Linked DNA regions of Homo sapiens: all the other regions are linked to region 3. The links are chromatin loops, found by intact Hi-C in ENCODE. Cell type or tissue: dorsolateral prefrontal cortex. All regions are shown on one strand.

What was found. Peaks named below come from ENCODE experiments on the same cell type or tissue, not always from the same donor. Only the 100,000 strongest peaks of a DNase experiment are listed, where the experiment ranks them.
Region 1: a loop joins it to region 3, with 2.4 times the contacts of the local background. A loop is called at or near these places in 3 of 110 quality-filtered maps.
Region 2: a loop joins it to region 3, with 3 times the contacts of the local background. A loop is called at or near these places in 13 of 110 quality-filtered maps.

Annotation. Positions count from the first base shown.
Region 1 is chr2:190,676,785-190,684,784 of GRCh38, forward strand. It overlaps NAB1 (NGFI-A binding protein 1), which reads left to right. Exons shown (of 10, transcript NM_005966.4): 7 at 6,954-7,043. Among named protein-coding and RNA genes, the nearest start is that of NAB1, 32 kb to the left of the region's middle. RefSeq lists an enhancer at 1,954-2,003. In dorsolateral prefrontal cortex, a CTCF peak has its summit at 3,705 (motif pointing left); a DNase peak (open chromatin) is centred at 3,727; H3K4me3 peaks cover 881 bases; H3K27ac peaks cover 4,755 bases.
Region 2 is chr2:190,340,163-190,348,162 of GRCh38, forward strand. It overlaps INPP1 (inositol polyphosphate-1-phosphatase), which reads left to right and starts at 3,427. Exons shown (of 7, transcript NM_001128928.2): 1 at 3,427-3,799. It overlaps LOC124906109 (serine/arginine repetitive matrix protein 1), which reads right to left and starts at 4,887. Exons shown (of 1, transcript XM_047446773.1): 1 at 1-4,887. The coding sequence starts at 4,154. The coding sequence ends at 3,276. RefSeq lists silencers at 3,413-3,722, 3,793-4,122. In dorsolateral prefrontal cortex, a CTCF peak has its summit at 4,204; DNase peaks (open chromatin) are centred at 3,639, 3,919 and 4,219; H3K4me3 peaks cover 2,788 bases; H3K27ac peaks cover 4,707 bases.
Region 3 is chr2:190,799,711-190,807,710 of GRCh38, forward strand. No RefSeq gene overlaps it. Among named protein-coding and RNA genes, the nearest start is that of GLS, 77 kb to the right of the region's middle. In dorsolateral prefrontal cortex, a CTCF peak has its summit at 4,688; no DNase peak of the experiment used is centred here; H3K27ac peaks cover 1,247 bases.

The DNA of each region.
Region 1 (8,000 bases), 120 kb before region 3:
CAAGTTTTTCTCTTTTTTCAAATCTTTAAGTGTTCTAAAATCCTTTATAACAATAAGCATATGTGCCACATTGCTGGCTTTTTCCATCTTAAAAACATAATTTTTACAGGGAACAAAAAGAAATGTAATGTTGAGCAGATAAAATAAAATAACATCAAAATAATTTGACATGTAAAGGAAAGAGAAACATTTTTTTGCTTGTCATTATTAATGCATTAGGGTACACTAATACAAGTAGTGCTGTGTTCAAGCTCAGTAAGATCTTTCGTTCCTAAATACTGTGTTTTCCTGATCTATACATGAAGGCTTGGGTGGAATGAAGTTATAATTCATTGACTTGTCTGATTTTTCTACCTGGAAAGCTCTTATTTATGTAGTAGGTTGTTCCCCCTTAAAGGATAGTTACTTATTTGATTTAAAAAAAAAATAGCAGTATACACATTGCATAGAAGTAATCAAGATAATCTGTTGTCCTTAAATAGTGTTCCTCCTTACAGGGTATGTTAAACATTAAAAAACAGATTTTGAACTTTAATTCCTAGAATATATGAGATGGACATGGAGAAAAAGATCGCCTGCTAGCTTAGGTGTGCCTTAAGGAACCTACCATTTGGAATGAAATCTCTAGGGAAACGTTTCTTCAGCTAGTTAGTAAGTGAGGTTGGAATCCTTCTGCTTAGACGGAATGAATAACATGTCCACTGGAACACAGCCCTCTGTGAGTCCACTTTCAGCTGAAATGAAAATAGATTTTGTTTATTCTTACTTATCTTTTGAATTAGATCTAATTAAATCTTCTCATTCTGGGGCAATTGTAAAAATCGCTACTTTGTATTGCTTTTATTTTGTGTCAGTCCCTACTAGACATTTGGAATTCATTATCACAAACATTCTTGTCTAACCTATGTGGAGGCTTTATGATTTCCATTTTACAGCCAAGGAGAGACCCAGACAGGCTCAGTATCTTCACCTGTGTTGCCAAACTGCTATCCAGTAGCAGAGCCGGGGCTTCCTATCTATGTCTGATTCCTGAATGTCAAAGCAGTACCACCTTCCTAGGTGCTAATGATTATTCACAAAGCATCTTACCTGTGAAAAAAACACTATTGGGGTTATACCTTTCCTCCTAGTACCGTGTGAAGGGCGAAATGTGTGCAGGACTGGTAGTCTTTGAAAAGGGTGGATGGTGGCAGTTATTATTTTCTAATCCAAGAAATGTTATGTAGTAAACAGTTACAAGTTTTGAGTAGAAAATTTAACAATGTAAATTACAAAATATTTAAATATAAGAAATTTTCATTTGATATGCTGATTGTTTATGAGTAAAAACCTTGTGTTGGGAAGATACACAGAGTAAATCAGAAAAATTAGTTTGATTTCCTTATGTCCTACCTATGAAAGAACATATTTAAGGTGGCTTGACAGCTCATTCAAGGGGATGAAAAATCAAGAGCCAAAGTCCCTGGCTCTCTTGTCTTCTCCTAAATTTTTTTAAATGTTAGTTAAAAGTGAATTCAATTGGTAACCTTTCTTTTTCATTAAGAACACATTCAGTTCCATGAACAAATTTGTTATTAACTCCAATGTTATAAGTAACATCTTAGAAGGGAGGAAGGATATATAAAGCTACAGTCTCAGACCTGGTGATGGCAGCTGACTAACTGGACTGAGTGCTATTTCTCATTTGAGTTTTCTTCATTCGCTGAAATTGCTGGAGACTGGGCAGAGATGGGAAATGACAGCATTCTTGACCCTGTGGGAGTCAGAGGTGCAAAGCATTCAGAGATAAGTGGATGAAAGAAATGAGGTTTGTTAATAGAGCCCAGGAAGTCAGAGAACTGGGGCTTGAAGAAGAAAGACCTAAAGGAAACATCTGCTAGCAGTTCCAGCAAGGTGGGGGTGGGAGAGCAAGGAAGGGGGAGGAAAGAGGTTCAGAATATCCACCTACGCTGCTACTAAGCTTGTTGAAAAGAAAGCTGGTCTAATTTGACGTAGACTCTTCCCCTCTGGATCAGAAAAAACAGAAGCATTACAATATGCTATTCATACAGAAAGTGTGATTAGAAAAAAGGAAAATGCACATGTGGGGTTGAGAACATCTGCTGTAACAAGTCATCTAGAGACAGCTAAGCAGTGGCTTTAAAGCAGCTTGCTAGTGTTCGGCAGAAAGGATGAGGAGGCATGGGGATGGAGACCAATGGGATGAGAGTAATTAGGTCATGCACCAGCCTCCGTCCCATAGCTTTTATTTTCTCAGTGATCAGACCCAGAGTCTCGTCAGCAAGGAAACACTGTGATTAATGGCATCAGCCAAAAATATGACATGGAGATAGATTGCTCATAGTATGGTGCAGCTAGCTGGTGCCTGGGAAACAAGCTTACGAGACATAACGAAATTGTGCACCACACATAATGTGAAAGAGACCAGTTTCTTGGGAATGTTCTTACTTTTATTTCTAAGTCATATATTTTGGGGACCTTAAATCTACTTTATGTGACATGCAGTGATAGCTACTCGATTTTGTAGTTTTTCCATCCACAGTGAACTGTCAAGACTGTAGGAGTAAATAATGACTAATGTGCTCAGTTGCAGAGAGATCACTGATTACTTTGGATAATTGTTATTTATTACTTATTTTAGGCTTTTATTTATCTTTATTAATGGTGGAATAGTGTCCATTTTCTAGCAACTTTCACATGTAGAGTTTGAGGTTCCCCCATCCAGCTTTTTCAGTATTCTCATGGTTGAATAATCCTGACTTTAGTGCCACCAGGTATTTGTATGGCAATGTGTACTTTTCCAAGGTTCACTTATTTGCGTTACTTTATTTAATCCCCACAAACTTCCAGTGGGCAGATACACAGGTGGTGTAATCCTAATTTAAAAATTTGGATCACTGGAAATAATGAGGTTTACTTTTTTGCCTGAGATCACACAGCTGGTTCCTAATGTGAAATGCCTAGATCATACCTTTCTCCTGCAAGTTCTTCCAGAAACAGTATTGAGGCATTGGGGCTCATGGGGATTCTGATTGGTGCACTCCACTCAGATTCTGCTGATGAACTGATAACCCTCTAATCTGGGTCTCCAGCCTTGATTTTACCCCAAGCTCCAAACTCACTGCCCCTGCTTACCTGGCTTATCTACACACGGAGGTCTCACTAGCAAATGAGCTCAACCGAATTCATCAGTGTTCTGGCCCCTCCCAGACCTCGTGATCTTGAGTTCCTTATTCTAGAGAATGTCATAACCAAACTCTCAGTTGCCTTATTTCTGCGGCACCTGCCACTGTCCAGGGCTGGGCCTTCACCAGCAGCCCTCTAACCAGTGTCCCTGTCACCACCCTGAACTCCCCTCCTCCGCGTACATTCTCCCCATCACATTCACATGTGATGGGCTTTCTGAAATGCAAATCCGATCAGTCTCTTCCCTGAGACTTTCAATGGCTTCTCTTTGTATTTAAGATAAGATCTAAAATTCTTAACATAGCTTACAAGGGCTTACAGAATCTGGCCCTGTGTTTCCACCTTCCCTCACCACTCCCTCTTTTTCAGTGTATATTGAATATTTTCCGGCTTCCCAGAGTGTGCCCTGTTCTTTTTGCCTCCAGGCATCTGTACCAGCTGCTTTCTTTTGGAACTCTCAGCCTAGACACCCTGGCCTCTGGGATGCCTGCTCTGCCACAGCGCCCTCTGCTGTGCTCTGGGTCTCCGTCCATTTCCCTCCCTGGACTGTGTTGTCAGGAGCGCCTGAGGCATGGCCATCTTGTTTGACGTTGTATTCCCATATTGAGTACAGTGTATGAATCAGCTGGGTGGATGCGACATTTTTGTTGAATGTATAAACACATGTTTCTAGATTTCCAGTGTTCTTTTCACTGAGATAGTTCCCCACGAATGTGCTTAATATTCTCTGGTTGATTTTAGTATTAAATGTTGAGTTCTTCCTTCTCTAAGATGTCTGTACTTTGTAATTGTCCATAAAATTTCTCTTTTTTCCCCAGTATGATGCTTTACTCTGATTAAATCTGGTGGCTTTTTGGATGAACTTAACAGATATCAGTAACAAACATTTATCAAGTAATTCCTATGGGCCAGGCACTGTGTTAAGTATTTTTCATGAATTTTCTGCTTCCTTAAAATGATTCTGCAAGTTAAGTACTATTGTTATCCCCATTTTATAGATGAGAAAATAGACACAGAGAGATGAAATAATCTACCCAGTATCACAGCAAATAAGTAGTAGAGTTGGGTTTTGAACTCTGCAAGTCATATAGTTAAAGCCCGTCCAGCTTATGAAAAACAGAGCTATAATTTCTGTTTATAGAAATGCCTGTGTTTTTGTGAGTTTCATAAAGGTAGTAACTCTGAATTTATGGACTGAGCATAGGCTTTGAAGCTAGCGTTGTAGCTGTAAAAAAAAGGAAACCCAGTCTTGTCTGTGATGAAGATTAAATGAAATAATGAACATAAAATATAGAACATAGGGACTGGTATATTGTAGACCCCTGGAAAATGATAACCGCTTATATTGAAGTTGTTCTAACTCTTCTACTAGCTTACCTCACTGAACTTGAGAACTTAAGCAGTTCCAGTGGGGTGGGGGTTTGCTAAAGAGAAAGTTGGATTTTTCAGTCTAAATAGAAAACTTATTTATAAGAAAACTGGAATGGCTAAGAAAAAGGGAACTTTGGATTTAGCTTGGACTGTATACACTTATATGAAGTTCATTTTAGCTTATTTTATGATTATGTTCCATACACATCTGTGAGCCAACATGGAAACCTAGAAGAGTGGCTATTTTCAACACTTCAAAAGTGCTAATTACATACTGGCCCATGATAAAGCTACATAGGACCATCTTAAGACGTTAAGTTTATTAGCTCTTGGCTCTATATCATGTCTTTGAATTTTAAAAATAGCAAATTAGTTATTACTTGGGGAATGTATTTTGATAGATAAAATATTTGAAAGAAATCTGCAGTGGAGAAATAATTTATTGAAAAGACCCTGATGGGGGAAAATTTTTGAACCACTATCTTATATCCCAAATAAGGTAAAATATTTTGTTATTATTACATTATTCCATCTTTTTCTGCTGTGTATTGTAAGAACTTTGGTTTTTAAGGATTTGCCCTCTGCTGCAAATATATAGCTTATCAAAGAAGGGGAGAAATAATGTTTTGGAGTTTAATTGTAAATGCTAATTTCTGTGAGGAGTCCTTTAGGAGGTTTCACTAAAGTTACTAAAACCATGCTGTCATGATATTTTGTAGTTATAATGATCATGAGCAATAAACAGTCAAAAAAAGAAAACCTTGAAAAAAGTAGGTGGAATACCAAGTATAAAATGGAAGTAATTTAAGTTGAAGTTTTATCCAGTGCCCCCAGATAGGCCCTATTTATTATGGGAATTTAGTATGTATTGATATACTTACTTATTTAGTAATTATTACATGCTGAAGGCATTATCTCACTTGCTTTATCTCATTTGGTCCTCACAACAATCCTAATAGATAGGTTCTCCTATCCTCAATTTTCCTGTGAGGAAACTGAAGTTCAGAAAGGTTAAGTTACTCATCCGGTGGTCACATAGCTAGTGAGTGGTGACAGGCCTTTCGAATTCCAAAGCTCCATTTCCTGTCATAGGTTATGATAAAGGTGAAATCGCAAGCCAACATGAAGGAATCCTTGAGCAATTCAGGTTGGGATTATCGGTTAGCACTTTAAAGAACATTTAGTTTGGATCGTTAGCCACATTTCATGTAACAAAATTAATTTCAGATAGGTCAGAGGGTTAAATTTAAAAAACAAATCAAACTTTTAGAAAAATTAGAGGGTAGATTTAAGTACTGAACCAAATTTCTGAAGCAGAATTTCTCTAAACTTTATAGCAACAGTTGAAATCACAAAATAAAAGTATGTACAACTATAGCATATAAAACAGGCATATAAAAATTAAATGATTTTTGAGTATCAAAAGTATAGATAAATTGGCATAAATTAAGAAAACAAGAATTCTTAGTGCTGACAAGGAAATTGTCATGTATTGCTTGTGGTATGATAAACTAGTAAAGGCCCTCTATAGGTTTAGCGAAAGTACATAAGGCACAAAAATATCATCTCTGCAGTAATTCTGCTTCTGGGAATCTTTTGTAGTAGATAATCTAAGCTATCGAAAATGCTATCTCCATGAAAATATTTTTGCAGTGTTTTTCATAAAACCAAAAATTAGGAAAAGAATAAAAAATGTCCAATGCGAGGATAGTGGCTAATCAAACCCCCCACTAGGTTAAATGTTTTTTATGTGTTTTGTTTTTGTTTTTGTTTTTTTGAGACAGAATCTCACTTTATCACCCTTTGTCACCCAGGCTGGAGTGCAGTGGTGCAGTCTCGGCTCACTGCAACCTCCGCCTCCTGGGTTCAAGCGATTCTCATGCTTCAGCCTCCCAAGTAGCTGCCCAGCCTCCCTAGTAGCTGTGATTTCTGGCGTGTGCTACCACTCCCAGCTAATTTTTTTTTTTTTTTTTTTTTTTTTTTTAGTAGAGATGGGGCTTTACCATATTGGACAGGCTGGTCTCGAACTCCTGACCTCAGGTGATCTGCCCACCTTGGCCTCCCAAAGTGCTGGGATTACAGGCGTGAGCCACTGCACCCAGCCTAGGTGAAATGTTATATAACCGTTATTATCAATGATCATAAAGCCTTCTTTCCAGTGTAAAACAATAGGAATGATGACATTTTTCATCTTATTTATGTTTCTACTGAGGTTACAGCTGTAGAAAATAATGTATGTTTCATAAAAGGCTGAAATGAAATATTTTATAACCATTAAAATCTTAATCATGATTATTCAGGTAGTGAGATTAAGAGTTTGCTTTATTTTCAAGTTTTTGATAATATTTTATTATTTACAAACTCTAAATATAAAGGACTTCTTATTTGACCCACAGGATGGGTTTCCAGATTTCCAGGATTCTGTGCAAACACTCTTCCAGCAGGCTAGAGCTAAGAGTGAAGAACTTGCAGCTCTTAGTTCACAGGTAACATAAACTCCCAGTTATTACTCCATGATAGTATCTGAAGGTTAAAAAATAAATGACTACTTCAACTAGCTTCAGTTTTAAGTATCTGAGGCCTGACTTTTTATTTCCGTTTGTTTTTTAAAACGTCATCTGAGCCACAGCTGTATCAACATGAGAGCAATAACAACTTGGTTTGATTCAGTTTATGAACGGAATCTGATATGGTGCTACTTATTTATTCTTGTAGTTTTGTAGGAAGTGAGACAGATTCTCTGCTCAAGAAAACTTAAACAGTTTGATAATCAGGAAAACCAGCCATGTTGACCATGGCTGTGTGTAATGCAACTCTGAGATAAAATAATACTAGTTCTCAATAAAATATTAATAGTCAACATTGTAATTATTGTTAAATCTTTTAAATTCATATTTATTGAAAAACTATTAAATGAATATGTGGCTTCAGGTGCTTTTGCCATTAAGTTATTTAATTTTGTCTGTATACTGAAATTAAAATTTTAAAATGCTTTCTGCAAACATCATCTTTTAGAAAGCACTGTAAACTTTTATTCCTATTGAACAGCTTCTTTGTAATAAGTTGCTTTTGATCAAATTTAGTACTGCTAAGTTTTGTTTTTTTCATGTTAGGATGAAAAATACATTTTTTACCTCAGATATGCTTATTTAAATTTTGTCAATTTAGTAACAAGTTCAAATGAAATGAAGTTGTAGTTACTTTTGATTTGGTTTATATGCACTCAGAAAAATAGTGTGTTTATCATGTTTATTCTGTGAATTAATATATTTTACCTACTGATTTTTACATTGTGAATCAGGGCATTTTGTAACCAATTTTATATAGCAGCTTTCTTGTCCTACTCTCTTATATAGCATGGTAGTGATTCATATCTGTGCATTTTGACTATTATCTCCTTGGCAAAATACCACAAATACACTGCTCTGAATATCACATATAAG
Region 2 (8,000 bases), 460 kb before region 3:
GTAAACTGTATTTTCCACTTAATAAATCATAAATACTATTTTATCCAATAGATACCATTCTGCAACATTTTAAAATTTTAACACTTTTTAAAAACTTGCCTCCGTGTATCTAGTTGTAACTAATTTTTATTCTCGGACATTTAGTTTGGTTTCTCTTTTGGCCATTACCAAATGTACTGTGATGAGACTTTACATTTTGGGGGTGATACAGTTTGGATGTCCCATTCAAATTTCATGTTGAGATATAATCTCCAGTGTTGGAGGTGGAGCCTGGTGGGAGGTGTTTGGATCATAGGGGCGGATCCCTCATGAATAGCTTGGGCCATCTCCTTGGTGATAAGTGTGCTCTCACTCTGAGCTCACAGGGATCTCATTGTTTATGTGGCTCCTCCCCCCCAACTCCTTCTTGCTCCCGTTCTCACCATGTGAGACATCTGCTCCCCATCACCTTCCAGCATGATTGGAAGCTTCCTGAGGCCCCCCCAGAAGCAGATGGCATTATGCTTCCTGTACAGCCTGCAGAACCATGAGCCAGTTAAACCTCTTTTCATATAAATTAACCAGCCTCAGGTATTTCTTTATAGTAATGCAAGAATGGCCTAACAAGGGTGGGGGGAGGGGGGGCAGTTTTTTTTTTTTTTAAACACACACACAAAAGAAAAGCCACAGAGACATATGTGGCCTTCAAAGCCCAAAGTATTTGCCATCTGACCTTTTATAGAAAATGTTTGTATTATAAATTTCCAGGAATGTAATTTTTAAGTCAAAGTGTGTGAACATTTTTGACGCTTTCACTACATTCTGTCAAATTGCTCTCCAGAATCGTTGAGCCAATTTACACCCTTCTCAGTAATGTATGAGTTTCTTTAGTTGCTATACATCCTACTCCAAGGGTCACTGGCCCAAATTACTAGCTCTGAGTATTATTTTATTCTCAATTTGATGGTGCATTATCGTTTTAAGTTTTTACTTCTCTTAAAAATGTTTGGCCATTTACATTTTTCTCTCATGATGACGAATTTGCATTTTGCTCATTTTTAGTAGGCTATTTTTTCTTTCTAAGTTCTCTTTAATGTTATGCTTATCTGTCATGTATATTGCAAATTTTTTGTAATTTTTACTTGTTTTTAAATTTTATTCTATGGGGTTTTTTTTTGGATAAAAGAAGTTAAAAGTTCAACAGTCAGATCTGTCACTTTTCCTTTGTAATTTCAGCCGTTGTTTCATGCTTAGTTTGAGATTAAAAGCAATTCACTTGTATTTTCTCCTTGCCCTTTTAAGACTTAAAAACATTTAAATCTTTTAATCCTGTTCAAATTTAGTGTCTGGGAAACATTTTAGAAGGATGAATAGGTAATATTATGTTAGTCCTGGAGTCAGATTGCTGGGTTCAAATTTAGCCTCACCAAATACTACATATTTCTGCAAATCACTTAAACTCTTTAAGTCTTAGTTTTCTTGTTTATAAAATGGAGATAACAGTAACATTTACCATAGGGTTGATGTAAGAATTAACAGTTATAAATCACAGAAAGTACTTAGCACAGTGTCATTAGCTATTATTATAGCAGCAAGAGAATACTCTCCCAGGCAAAAGCAATAACATGTATAAAGGTGCAAATGTATGAAATCTGTTTGCATATTCAGGGAACTAGATGTGGTGTAGTAAAATGAGGTGTAATATTCAAGGGGCAGAGTTGACAGATGCGAGGGGTGATGGGTCTTGAATGAGTTGTTCAGGAACTTGCTCTTGATATTATCAGAGATTGGGAGCCAATGAAAGCTTTTAAGCAAGCAAGAAACCCTGCAGATGTGTGGTAGCAAAGTGGAAAATGGACTAGATTCCGCCAGGTGCAGTGGCTCACGCCTGGAATCCTAGCACTTTGGGAGGCTGAGCTGGGCGGATCCCCTGAGGTCAGGAGTTCGAGACCAGCCTGGCCAACATGGTGAAACCTCGTCTCTACTAAAAATACAAAATTAGCTGGGCATAGTGGCAGTCACTTGTAATCCCAGTTACTAGGGAGGCTGAGGTGGGAGAATCGCTTGAACGAAGGAGGCAGAGGTTGCAGTGAGCCAAGATCATGCCACTGCACTCCAGCCTGGGCGACAGAGTGAGACTCTATCTTAAAAATAAAAAAAAAAGAAAAGAAAAGAAAAGAAAAATGGACTAGATTTATATCCCTTGCTCCACCCTGTCTTCCCCAAATTTAAATTCCTGCTTCCTAGAGGCAAATTCTTTCACCTTCTATGTCTCTGGTATTTATCTCCTTACTTTTAAGAATCATGTTTAAATTGTTTCTTGATTTTGCCATCATAGATATGATTATGAGGCTAATTAAACAGTAATCCTAACCGCTCTGAGAATGGACCTAAGAAATGAATGTGAGAAAGAAAGTAGAAGCAGCCCACTTGCTAGTGAGTGAAAGCCAGGGAAGGGTGGGGGGATGCGGGGAGAAATTGTCTCAAGTTGGAGAACCCAGGTGCAGGCTGGGAGCAGTACCATGAATTCCATTCAAGAAGCCAAACGTTTTAAGCACCATTTCCTGGAGTTTGCCAAGTTGAGTATTGACCCAGCCTCCTGTCTTGTTGGTTCCTCACTGCTGAAGAAGACCAAGTGTTGACAACTCAGTGAGGCAGTCTCAGCTGGAGTGGAAAAATGTAGCTAAGAAAACGTGCCAGACAAAGCTTTAAGCAGAGCTTCCCAACTGGATGCCGTGAAACGAATGACAGGGATGCAGATACAGCATGGGTCTTCCCAGCCCTCCAAGTGCAAGGGCTTCTGCAGGAAGCCTTCTGCAGGAGCAGCCTCTTCTGTTTACCCCCATTTTGACCCTTGTAATATCATCCTTTCCTACCTGTGCCAAGAAGTGAAAAGGTGTGTGAAGCGCCGCTTTAGAAGGCCCAGTACATTCACAAACATCAGCTTCTGGGCGAGGCTGCTTGGCCTCTTCTATTCAAAACTTTGTGTTGCCCTTTTAAGGTTTCTATTCCCCCCACCCCCACCCCGCCCACCAACACCCATTCCTACCTAGGTTCAACCCAAACCATCCTTAAGGTACACTGAGTATCACAGCACCAAAGGCTGGAGAGAGATAAGTTCCCCACCCTTGATGCGCTTCCTGTCCAGGTGGCCCGAGGCCCACTCCTTAAGAGGCAAGGCCCAGAGACACTGCTGTGTCTTGAGGAACATCCAGTACACCTGACATTTCCATTAGAACAGTGGGACCCGGATACCACTGGCAGGAAGTCCATCTTCACAGCTGCCAACCCATCTGTCAAACCCGCAGTCCCCTATGAGAGTACAGATGAATGGAGGAGGAAGATTTAAAAGTGAATTCGTGGGCGGCGACAAGGAAACAGCAGCCGTGGCCAAGCTGACCCCAGAGCCCTTCCCTTCCTGGCCCTCCCTCTGAATCATCGCGCTCCACTTGTGACGTCGCGGACGCCCGGCTCGGGCAGGCGTGGGGGGCCCGCGCGTCCCGGGAGCCCCGAGGCGGCAGCGCGCGTTTCCACGCCGCGGTCCCGCGGGAAAGCCGGGGGCGGCGGCCTGGCTGAGGCCAAGCTCGGATCCGGTGCCGAGCCAAGCGGGGCCGTGCGTCGCCGGGGCTTCGCCTTCGCTCGCGTGACCTCCGCCGTCCTCCCCAACCCTCGTCCTCTGGCCGCGCCTGCGGCCGCACGCCCAGCGCCCCTCGCCTAACCTCGCGCCCGGGCCGCGCCTCCTCCTCCTCCTGCTCCCCGCCGCTTCCGTTTCTCGAGGGAAAGGCTGCTGCCTCCTGCTCTGTCCTCATCCCCGGCTTAGGTAACACGTTTTCCTCCTTACGACACCCACCACAGGGTCCCCGCGCCGCTGCCCCTCCTCCTTGGATCTGGGGCCCGGGCTGGTGAGCGGCGCGCGCCGTCGCCTCTCCGCGGGTAGGTGAGTCGATGGCGCCGGGAGGGTTCCTCGCCTCTGCGCGCCGGCCTGCGAGGTCCCTGCCCCGGCAGCGAGGCCGCCCCCGGCCGGGCCCGGCCAGGCATGCCCGGCATCGCCGCTGCAGCCAGCGCGGAGGGGAGCTCGTGAGTCCCGCGGCGCCCTTGGCCCTGCCCGAGCGGCCCGATGGGGTTGGGGGGCGGGAAGAAAGGGTGGCAAACAACGATTTTAAAAATCCAGTCATTAGTATTTGTAGGACGAAGAAGCTGATCTGACAGTTGTCCAGAGCAGTGGCCCAGCTGCAACAGGTAGATGGCGCAGCTGTCAGTGACCCCTTGGTCTCAGCCTTGGCTTTGAGAGATGCATCTGAGTGTCCCTAGCTGCCAGCTACCTCCAGTGACCTACTTGATGAGTGTGAAATAAATATGATGGGACTATATTTAGAAAAATCTTTACTTCCTTGCTGTTAATTCTCTCTGCATTTTGAAAGGTGGTTTTGTGAGGTGTGCATAATTAGTTGGTGTGTCCAGAGTGGTAGCTGGAAAAAAATATTTAACCTGGGTTTGGCCCTATCATGTAGACGGTTAGGCGCAAAGAGTGTGAAAGGAAACGCTTACTTTAGTACATCTGTGAAAAACACTTATAAGAAACCACGGCTTGTTTTTTGGAGATTTCTCATTTTAAAGGTATTTTTAAAGTGTTGAATAAGCAGAAGTTTGCCCACTGTATGATGGTGTTCACTTCAAAAGAACAGTGGGTTAAAAGTATGGACAGACCACTTAAGTGGATCCCATCTGTTGAGTAAAAGATTTTTTAGCCCTTTTACACTGATTCCTAGCTTTGAAGCCAGAAAAGTTGATAAGGATCAGCCCTGCTCAACTTGATAATAGTATAAGGATGAAAGTAATCCACTGAACTACTCTTGATTGGTGAATTAGCTAAGTGATCTCATTCTTACCTTTTAAAATAGAGAACATAAGGGAAAAAATAAAGGCAATGGAAGAATTCATTTTTTCAATACAGATATTTGTTTCCATTCTTATGTAGAGCCTACTTTATTTTTAAGTTTTTATGGATTTTTATACTACTTTTGAAGTCAGCTTAGTCATGAAGAGAATTATGTCAAATACATAGAGTTACACTGTACTTTTTGTGTAGAATAAGCTACCACTTTTCAAGCTTTTGGACTAAACCACCGCTTGCTTGGAAATTGCAGCTTTGACTAATGCCCTTTAAAATGATATACCTTATTATAGATTTAAATTATAGCTTTCCTTGTTATAGTCCTGAAAAAAATGAAAAGATAATTTCTTGTTTGACATAGAAGGCCTGTGAGACAAAAGTTATAAAGGTTATTATATATTTATTTTGCTTTTTAATTCTGTCTCTAATAACAGTTAGAAAATGTCTCATTCTATTTCATGTTATACAGAAATTGCTTAAAAGATAATTATGTTATATAAAGTGATCAATGAAAACAAACGTCATCTTCATTTTTTAAAGGTGAGGATGGTGTATATAAGCACTTTTTCCCGATGTGAGTCCTTATGAATGTTCTTGTTAAAATACTTTGAATCTTGTAATGAAGTTAATAAAACTATGTTAATGTGTTTGGCTGAGAGCTTAGAAATAAAGGCTCTGGCTGGCGTGGTGGCTCACGCCTGTTATCCCTGCACTTTGGGAGGCCAAGGCAGGTGGATCACTTGAGGTTAGGAGTTCGAGACCAGCCTGGCCAACATGGTGAAACCCCGTCTCTAGTAAAAATACAAAAATTAGCCAGGCGTGGTAGCAAGCACCTGTAGTCCCAGCTATTCAGGAGGCTGAGGCTGGAGGATCCCTGGAACCTAGGAATCAGAGGTTGCAGTGAGCCCAGATCGCGCCACTGCACTCCAGCCTGGGCGACAAAGCAAGACTTCATCTCAAAAAATAAAAATTAAGTTAAAATTAAAAAAATAAAAGTTCTGCTTCCCGTCTCCTGTGATTGATGTTGGGTACTGTTTCTCAAACTTGTCTGATTGTAAAATTCCTCAGGGTAGTAGGCAAGTCGGGGAGTGGGTAGAGTATAATAGTGGTTTAAAAGATTCCCAGATTGCAACTTGAGACTTCCTGGATCAGAATTTCTAAGAGAAAGGAGATATTTCAAATAGACAAAAATGATAAAATTTTAAAATAGTCAACAACAACAAAAAAGGTGAGTTTGGGAAATGCAGGTGGGAAATGACTATTGTTGGAATGAATAGTTGATAAAACTTATTAGGACTCCTGTACATAAAATGTTCATATATGGAAACTGATTTTATTAATATGATGAGGCCACTCATTTAGGAAATCTGAAACTTTTATATTTTTTTCTGGTCAAGCTTCTGCTGATCAAATTTAGCAAACATATTTTTGCATGTTTAGTCTTTTTTATGTGGTATGTAATGTTAATTCAATTTCTTGAATGTGATAAGAGCATTTTATTAATGGATGACTAATGCAGATTACTGTAACTAGTAATCCACAGCAAAATATTGTACCTAATAATTTCTCTTTCTTTTTTTTCTTTTTTTCTTGAGAAAAGGTCACACTCTGTCATCCAGGCTGGAGTACAGTGGTGTGATCATGGCTTATGCAGTCTCCACCTCTCAGGCTCAAGGAATCCTCCCACCCCAGCCTCCCGAGTGTCTGGGACTACAGGCACGTGCCACCATCCCAGCTAATTTTTAAAATTGTAGAGATGGGGTCCCACTATGTTGCCCAGGTTGGTCTCAAACTCCTGGGCTCATGACATCCTCCTGCCTCAGCCTCCCAAAATGCTGGGACTACAGGTGTGAGCTGCTGCACCCAGCCTAATTTCTTTCATATTATAGATTTATTTGTTACCTCTTCCATGTGCCTGATTAAATAATTATAGGCAAGACAGGCATGCAAATTTGAATACCTTATTAGTAGCTTTTTTTTTTTTTTTTTTTTTTGAGACAGAGCCTCACTCTGTTGCCCAGGCTAGAGTGCAGTGGTGTGATCTCGGCTCACAGCAACCTCTGCCTCCCAGGTTCAAGCGATTCTCCTGCCTCAGCCTCCCGAGTAGCTGGGATTACAGGTGCCCGCTACCACACCAGGCTAATTTTTTGTATTTTTAGTAGAGATGGGGTTTCACAGTGTTAGCCAGGATGGTCTCGATCTCCTGACCTCGTGATCCACCCGCCTTGGCCTCCCAAAGTGCTGGGATTACAGGCGTGAGCCACCACACCTGGCTCCTTATTTGTAGCTTTTTAAAAAATGACTCTCAACCCCATTCAAAAAAGAAAAAAAAATTTATTTGGCCCTAAAACTTGGTCAGTTATATATAAAAAAATTAAAGAAATAGAATATTAAATACCTATAAAATAATTTGACAAGATGAGTTACCATAATGGAAAATGTCAGAATTTATTTTCCTTTTCCTTCTTCCTCTTTACATTGCTTTTCTTTCTCCTTTTTTGGGGGGGGATGGAGAGTGTGTGTTATTTGCTCATTTGTTTTTATTTTTAACCAACTAAATATTTAAAATATAGTAAATTATCCATGTTTAAATTAATTTAAATATTTGCCAACTTTACCAATAGATATTTAAACTTGCCCTTTTCCTCTAAAGTGACAGTGGTAGGCTTTGCTCAATGCAAATGAGAGTAATAATTCATATCAAAGGAGTTAAATTCAAGTGACCAAAGAAAATTGTTCTTTTAACATTGCTTAAGGAAAGCATAACTTAAATTGATGCCATAATTTTTCATTATCAGCAACTCTTAAAATGAGGATGGAGGCTGGGCATGGTGGCTCACGCCTGTAATCCCAGCACTTTGGGAGGCCAAGGCGGGTGGATTACCTGAGGTCAGGAGTTCGAGACCAGCCTGGCCAACATGGCGAAACCTGGTCTCTACTAAAAATACAAAAATTAGCTAGGTGTGGTAGCGCGTGCCTGTAATCCCAGCTACTAGGGGGGCTAAGGCAGGAGAATCGCTTGAACCTGGGAGGCGGAGGTTGCAGTGAGTCAAGATCGTGCCACTGCACTGCAGCCTGGGCAACAGAGCGAGACTCTGTCTCAAAAACAAAACAAAACAAAACAAAA
Region 3 (8,000 bases):
CACCACTCATAGATCCATGGATTGATGGGCAGTTGATAACATTTATTTGGATCTTATGTTAAAAAAATACTCTGCAGCAATAGTTGGTGTAGAGTTGTTTTTTTAACCATCATACTCTGCTTAATTTTAGGAGCACTGCAGATCCTTAAAAGTCCTAGAATAGCAGTTCTCAAACATGGCTGGAAAAAGACCTATGCCAGGGATCCACCCTAGGCCAGTACTGGTATTTCAAAACCGGAGATTGATATTAAAAAAAAAAAATCCCTACATGATTCTAATTGCAGCCAGGATTGAGAATCACTGTCCTTAATTTTTTTAATTAATTAACTTTTAAAAATTAAAATTATTTTAATTTTATTCACTAATTCTTATCCATTTTCCAATCCTTTTATCTACATCCCCTAGTTTCTCCCCAACACCCCATTCCATCATTGACTAGCAGTCACAAAGAACATAGAGTTCCTCATTTGGGTTTTCTTAATGACCAGTGGGAACTTTCTAAATTAGTGAAGTTCAATGCTGACAACACTGAATTTACATTAAATGCAAAAGACATTATCCCTCACTGGGAACAAAACACTACTGCATTAATTTAGACAATAGGTTTTCATAGAATCACATGATCAGCAAGAAGTATATAATTATTCTTCAGCCACCTGAGAAATCTTTACCTATAGATTCATGCCCTCTATGGCCAAAATCTCCAAGAAGTGTTTCCTACTTTTATTATTCTTAGCCATATTGTTAAGAATGTTCTTTTGTTTAACTAATTTAAGCTGCTGTCTTCAGTGGAAATGGAGAACAATACATGAATTGCTTGCTTACTGATCTTTTGTTTAGTTGTGAAGGCTCACAAATTCACAATTAAGCCTTCTTTTCATCAGGTTAATAATAAATAAGTTGTCATTATAAACTACGTCTCATAACCATTTGCTGTATATTTGTCATTCTTCTTCTCTGAACACAATTAGACCACTGTATGATAGAATAGTTATTTGCCTTTGCTTTAACATGTTATCTAAAGATAAAAGTGCATTGCTTAAGATTGAGGTCATCATTTTAAGGTATGATTACATTCACATGCAAGCACTTTCCATTTTTTTCTTACTTTATAATTTTAAGATATAAAATGTAGTCACTGGGTTATTAAATATAATTACCTTGCCTTATATCTGAAAGCAGAATGCAAACATAAAGCTTTTTTGCTTTGGTAATTTCCATAATTTCACACATAGCATTAATAAGGCCCTGGGTGTAATTCAGATGTACAGATTGCACCCACAATACCTTAAACATAAGCTTTTCTCAGAGCAATCGTCACTGAAGCACCAATTCAGATAACAGAATTAGTCATTAACTCTTCAGGCAGCCTTTATATTTTCTTTATGTAGTATTTTCTATACTCGTCGTAATATTGTGCCATTTTTACTAGCTAGTTAAGATTTCACTGCATAAACACGAGCTGAATATATTCATGTCAAAGATAATCATTTCTTTAAAAGGTTTCTTTGTCAGGTATTCATTAAAGTACGTTTCACATCAAAATGATAGTCACTAATATAGAGCAAACATCTTATCCATTTGGCAGGTTTCAAAAAATTCAAATTTTATGAGTACTATATTAAATCCTCGGCCTATATTGTGTCTCCTTAATAGTATAAAGATCTGTTTTATGAATGCATACATTGGTGGGCATACAAAGCGGAATAACCTGTGTGTTATACACAAAGATAGGAGACCACAGTAGAGATGATGTTCATGTATGCACTGGAAACTGCCTATTGGAAATATCTGCTTGCACCAATGCTATACTTACTAAACCGTGCTTCCACTTTCTCAGTATTAATCTTCAGAAAGCCATTTTGTGATAAATTCCCTAAATAAAGGCTTCTCCCCAGCTGATGTTTACCACTCCACGCTGCATGAAGCACTGGCATTTTGCTTCAAGACAGGAGGTAACAGGAATAAAAACAGTGCCAGCTACATTTCCTCCGGATCAAATATGTGAATGTTGTGAGCATTGTAATGGGTAGCGTGGGTGACACAGAATTTCACAAAAGCACCCACACAAAGAGCAGCCCTTCAGAAGGCAAAGCAGATACCATTTTATCTCATTTTAAAGCAGCTCATAACCATCTCCAGGATTTCTATGGAAGCTTTCGGACACAAAGTTTTTTACCTAACCCGTTGGGATATGATGAATTTTTAGGAGGGCAGTTTGATTTCTAGATAGTGGGAAGGAAAATAGAAACGGGCAAGAATTGAGATCATAGCTGTACATATCTCCTTCTCTGAAGGAGTAAAATGAGAACAATAGCCTTTATGTATAGTGATATAGACACTGAGAGTCATTAAATTAATGCAAGTATAAAAATGAATCCCCAATCTTAGATTACTTCATAGGAGAGACCCATATCTACTCTGGGGGCTTGGTGGCTTTTGGGGGTGTCAAGCTATATGGGTAAGTCACAGACCCCAATCCATGTCTTTCTGTGGTGATGTGTGAGACCCTAACCAGGCACTGCTGCTGCAGAAGCCCCGCCTCCCAGTTGATCTCTTGGGACTCTGACTGGCCTGACTGTGAATATGTCAATCACAATTATGTATGCAGCTCTGTGGTTGGTTGTCTGATTTTAAGTGATCTTTGGCTTTATTTGGTTTTGTTTTTTGGCATGTGCGTGTGTGTGTGTGTGTGTGTGTGTGTGTGTCTTTGTGTGTGGCGGGGGGTTGTTGCTGTTGCTTTGTTTTTCTGGCAACATAAAGCATATATCTAAAGTGAGTGTTGGCTTTCAAAAATTGTAACCTGACATATCCCCCACTTTAGTGTCACTTCTTGGAATATTTTGGGGCGTATCTTTTAGAATTCCTGAGGCACATTATTTTCTATATCCTGACTACTATCAATCTTCATTATTTGAAAGGAGATTTAATTTTATTCTATTTTATTTTCTATTTTGTGTATGTATGTTTTGTAAAAATTGTGGTAAAATACACAATACACAAAATACAATATAAAATGTACCAATTTAACCATTTTAAAGTGCACAATTCAGAGGCATTTAGTACATTCACAATGTTGTGCAACCATCACCATGATTTAGTTCCTCAACATTTTCATCACCCCCAAAGAAAACCTCATACTCACTCATTAAGCAGTAGTCACTTCACAGTATCCCTCCTAGCCCCTGCTAACCACTGCTTTGCTTTCTACCTCTCTGGATTTGCCTATTTTTTATATTTATCATAAATGGAATTTACAACATGTGTCCTTCCGTGTCTGGTTTCTCTCACTTAGTGTCATGTTTTCAAGGCTCATCCATGTTGTATCTGTATTTATTTTAAAGCAATAGGAAATTATCTGGTGTCTAGTCTGGTCAATAAGCTGGATGTATACTGTTTGAAAAAAGTTTAAGTGATATTGCAAAGTAATGAGATTATTTATCCTATGAGACTCATGTCTTGAATATACAGATTCTATTTACACTAAAAAAAACCCCACACACAACAAATAAATGCTACAATACATTATTACCTACACTCTATGCATATTGCTTGATTACTGCCAAGTAGATTTTACAAGGTCTTCTTTGGAAGGGGAAAGGTTTGGCCAAAGGATGTTAGACTCAACATGTTATAGTAAAATTATGATACACTCCCTAATGAAAGAGGTGAAATATATGCAAATCAGATCTTGGGTGACTGTAAGGTAAAATATGTAAATTAGGCCTTTGTAGTCTGTGTTTGTAATGTCCCTCCCTTTTAATTGTCCACTCTTCTGTTCTCCCCTGAGAGTGAAATACCTGTTTAATAAAATAAATCATCCTAAAATATTTGTGAATTAATGAACTTAAAAATTAATAAGGACGTTCTTGCTTAATTCTACAAAATTAACTGACTTTTGATCAAGAAATGGAGAGAAATGTTCAGAGAAGGATCCTTCCTTGTCTCCTCAAATCATACCACATGGACCAGTGTGGTTCTCAAACTTCTATGTGCCTAAGAATCATCTTGATATTTGTAAAAAATAGTTTCCTAGGCCCCAGAGATTCTGATATGATATGGGTGAGGATCAGAAATTTATACTTCTAATAAATATCCTGGGTCAGTGGGTCTTATCCACTGGTGTGCATCAGAATTACCCTGAGGACTTGTTAAAACACAGATTGCTGGATCCCACTCCCAGAGTTTCTGTTACAGTAGGTCTGGAGTAGGGCCTGAGAATTTACCTAACAAGAACTCTGCTGATGTTGATGATGCTGGTTGAGGATCATGCTTTCACAACAACTGTCTTAGGTAATTCTAAAATAATTGTGCCTTGGCTACACTTGAAGACATATTGATAAACTAATCACACTTCTGCAAATCAGGTTAAGTCTATGTGGTAGCCTGCAATGAAGAAGCGTAGATTTTGACAATAGTAGAATGAAATAAAACTCTATTCCTAGCTGTGGAAGCATCAGTAATTTTCACAACCAATTGTAATAGGGCAGTATTTTAACGTAAGAAATCAGTTAAGTACCTAAAAACAATGCATCAAAAACAATATTTTCTTTTGACTTTCAGTTGTACCTGTGAAAGTTTGTAAATTATTGTTGTAGATTTAATTTAAAATAATATACCAAAAAACCCAACGACAACCGAAGCACTGAGAAAATCATTGTTTAATGGCTTCAATTAGAAAACTGATTCAGGGGTACAGCCTGCTGGAGGTTTCTGATATTGCAAAGGAGAAAATTGTTAAGGAAGTTTTATCACTTAATATCTTTTATTATAAACATTTCTTTTCATGTTTTTTACAAGCATGACATAATGGAAACATCGTGAACTTTAGAGGGTTCAAGATCTTCCTTTGCCTTGTGATCTTCCTTGCTATGTGACCTTGGGCAAACTACTCAAGCTTCAGGTTTTCAGTCTGTATAATGGGGTAACGTGAAAATTTCTACTCAGCAGAACTGCTTTGAGAATGAAAACATTTAAATTCCCAGAACAACAACACTGGACTAATTGCAGAACCTGTGTTCTTTACATACACATATACATATACATACATACATACATACATACACACACACACACAGACACACACCCCAACAAACAGAAAATTACTTTCTGACCATCCTTCTACACAAGTTGCCCAAACTGAATTCTGCATCAAAGCAACATTTATCAAGACATGCAGAGACTCCGTGTTAGTGCTTCTCTGCATGTTGACTTCTGATGGCTGTATGCTTTAGCAAATTAGAAAAGATTGGAATCTGGAAGAGTCACATAATTTTTGCAGGTATTAAAACTTATGTGAAGTTAACAATTAACTTATACGGTGAAAGCTGGGTGCAGTAGCACGTGCCTGTAATCCCAGTTACTGGGAAGACTGCATGAAGATCTCTTGAGTCCAGGAGTTTGAGGCCACAGTGAGCTATGATTGTGTGCCACTTCACTCCAGCCTGGGGAGAGAGACCCCTGTTTCTTACAAAAAAAAGAAAGAAAGAAAGAGAGAGAGAGAAAGAAAGCAAGCAAGCAGGGAGGGAGGGAGGAAGGAAGAAAGAAAGGAAAGAAGAAAGAAAAAGAAGAAGGAAAGAGAAAGAAAGAAAGAAAAAGAAAGAAGAGAGAGGGAGGGAGGGAGAGGGGAGGAAAGAAGGAAGGAAGGAAGGACGGAAGGAAGGAAGGAAGGGAAGGAAGGAAGAAAACAAGAAAACCTTAATGATGAAGTGAAACATCCCAGCTGAGTAACTTTCTGTAAGTAAAATTGTACATTTTTTTAAGTAAAATCTATACTCAGTGCCCAGAGTCAGTTCCTTGTGCTGGGAGAGGACACTTGTCAACTGGTTCCTACCTAAGATAAGCAACAGAAAGGAAGAGCACATTAATGCCAAAGCTCAAACTGTGGCGTCTCTGGCCCCCAACCATGCTAAGGAACTCACATCTTGAGGCCCTCAAATCACCCTGGCGATGTGTGGGGCATCCGTGGTGGTCTCATGGATGGCTGGCAACAGGTTCATTTGTGTTTTCACTATGGCCTCCTGTATCACAGAGATGTGATACAGTGATCTACATTGGGCCTGGGAATCTGCATTAAAATAAGCACTCTAGGAGATTCTGATAGGAATGAATGACGAAAGGCATATAAGGGTTGCACAATGTAGGAAAAATCATGCGTTGAGAGACCCAGCAAAGATTAGTTTTTCTGCTCCAGCTTGCTGCACTTATTGGAATGGAGTCAAGTAGTACATCTATACTCAGTGGGAACTCTGATTGAATATCAGTTATGATTGCCAGGAGACACTCTGATTCAAGCTAAGTGTGCCCTTAGGGTTCTGGTGTTGCAAACTCGGTGGTTTATTGGCCATTGCTGCAGTAAAAGACCATTATGAGGGTGAACTAATTCTGCCTTCTTATCTGCTGCCCACCATGAATCAAATCAGGTTGTTTAAGCTAGCCCAGGGTCCAGCACAGAGTGTTGCACAAAGAAGGTATTCAGTAAATATATATTGAACAGAATCCTTGTGGCACCACGATACCAGTTACATCAAAGGTTGGAGTTTAATTGAAAGATATATTTACTGGGCCCTGTATTGAGGACCAAGCAGCCCTTCCAAGCACTGGATGCCCATCTGCTGTAGCTTTTCTCCAGGTAACTCAGGAGTAGGAGTTTTAGGAAGTTTGAGTCCTAATGTGCCCCCCAAAAAACTAGCTGCATTTTCAGATTATAACTCTGGCTTACCACCATTTACTTATGGCAGCTTGTGAAAAATCACATTCTATTGATATTCTTAAAGTAGAGCTACACTGGCACTTGGGCAAGGTTGGGGTGAAGAGCAAAAAAAATTAGGATTCAATATATTGGATAATTATATGGGGATTAAGCAGGTTCTGTCATTGATGGTCATTAGTTTAGTGGCCAGGCGTTAAAGAATGGTGTTAGATCTCTCTCTCTCTCCTTTTTTTTTTTTTTTAACCTTGAGCAATACTGTTTAGCGTTCTTAAAGTGATATGGACTGACTTACCCAGGTTACATGATAGTTCCCTCTTAATCAATGAATATGGATTGCTTCACTTTTAATTGCTCTAAAATCTGTAGGAGACAGATGACAGTGCCTTGTCTTCCAGGGTCACAATAACAGAACTATTGACTACTAAGAATTAATGAAAAAAATAGTTTGATAAAAAAAGAATTGTTTTAATCTGTTAAAAATGGTTTGAGAAACTTTTTTTTTTGAGACAGAGTCTCACTCTGTTGCCAGGCTGGAGTGCAGTGGCACGACCTCGGCTCACTGCAACCTCCACCTCCCGGGTTCAAGCGATTCTCCTCCCTCAGCCTCCCAAGTAGCTGGGACTACAGGAGCATACCACGCCCAGCTAATTTTTGTAGTTTTAGTAGAGACAAGGTTTCACCATGTTGCCCAGGATGGTCTCAATCTCCTGACCTCATGGTCCGCCTGCCTCGGACCCCCAAAGTGCTGAGATTACAGGCATGAGCCACTGCACCTGGCCTTAAGAAACTTTTATAATATTCTCCTATTTACTATGAATTTTAAACCACATGCATTTTTCTGTCTACTTTAAGATAAATTATTGTTAAAGAAAAAATAAAATTACAGAGATGTTATTTATATTTACTTTTAAGAGAAAGTAGTCAGAGTCATGTGATCATAGGAATAGACATTTTCTATCTAGCCTAGCCTGAGAATTAGGTGATATGCCATATTCTTCCTGTGCCATCTAGTGGGAGACTCAAATGGTTTTATGTGAGTTTTGTATAGATTGTCATTAATTTTTTAAACTTTTCATTTGTAGCAAATCAACCAGATTAATAACTGGTATATATCAAATTAGAGGTGGAAACCAAAACTGAAACAGAGAAAACAAAGTACAAACTATGTCTTCTGTTACAAACAACTTTATGGCAGGGTGTGCTCAAGCTTCCAGCTCTCATCACTAATGATGCCAATGGAGAGTCCATGGATAAAATCTAGGCAATAACCAGTATTGGTAAATCATGA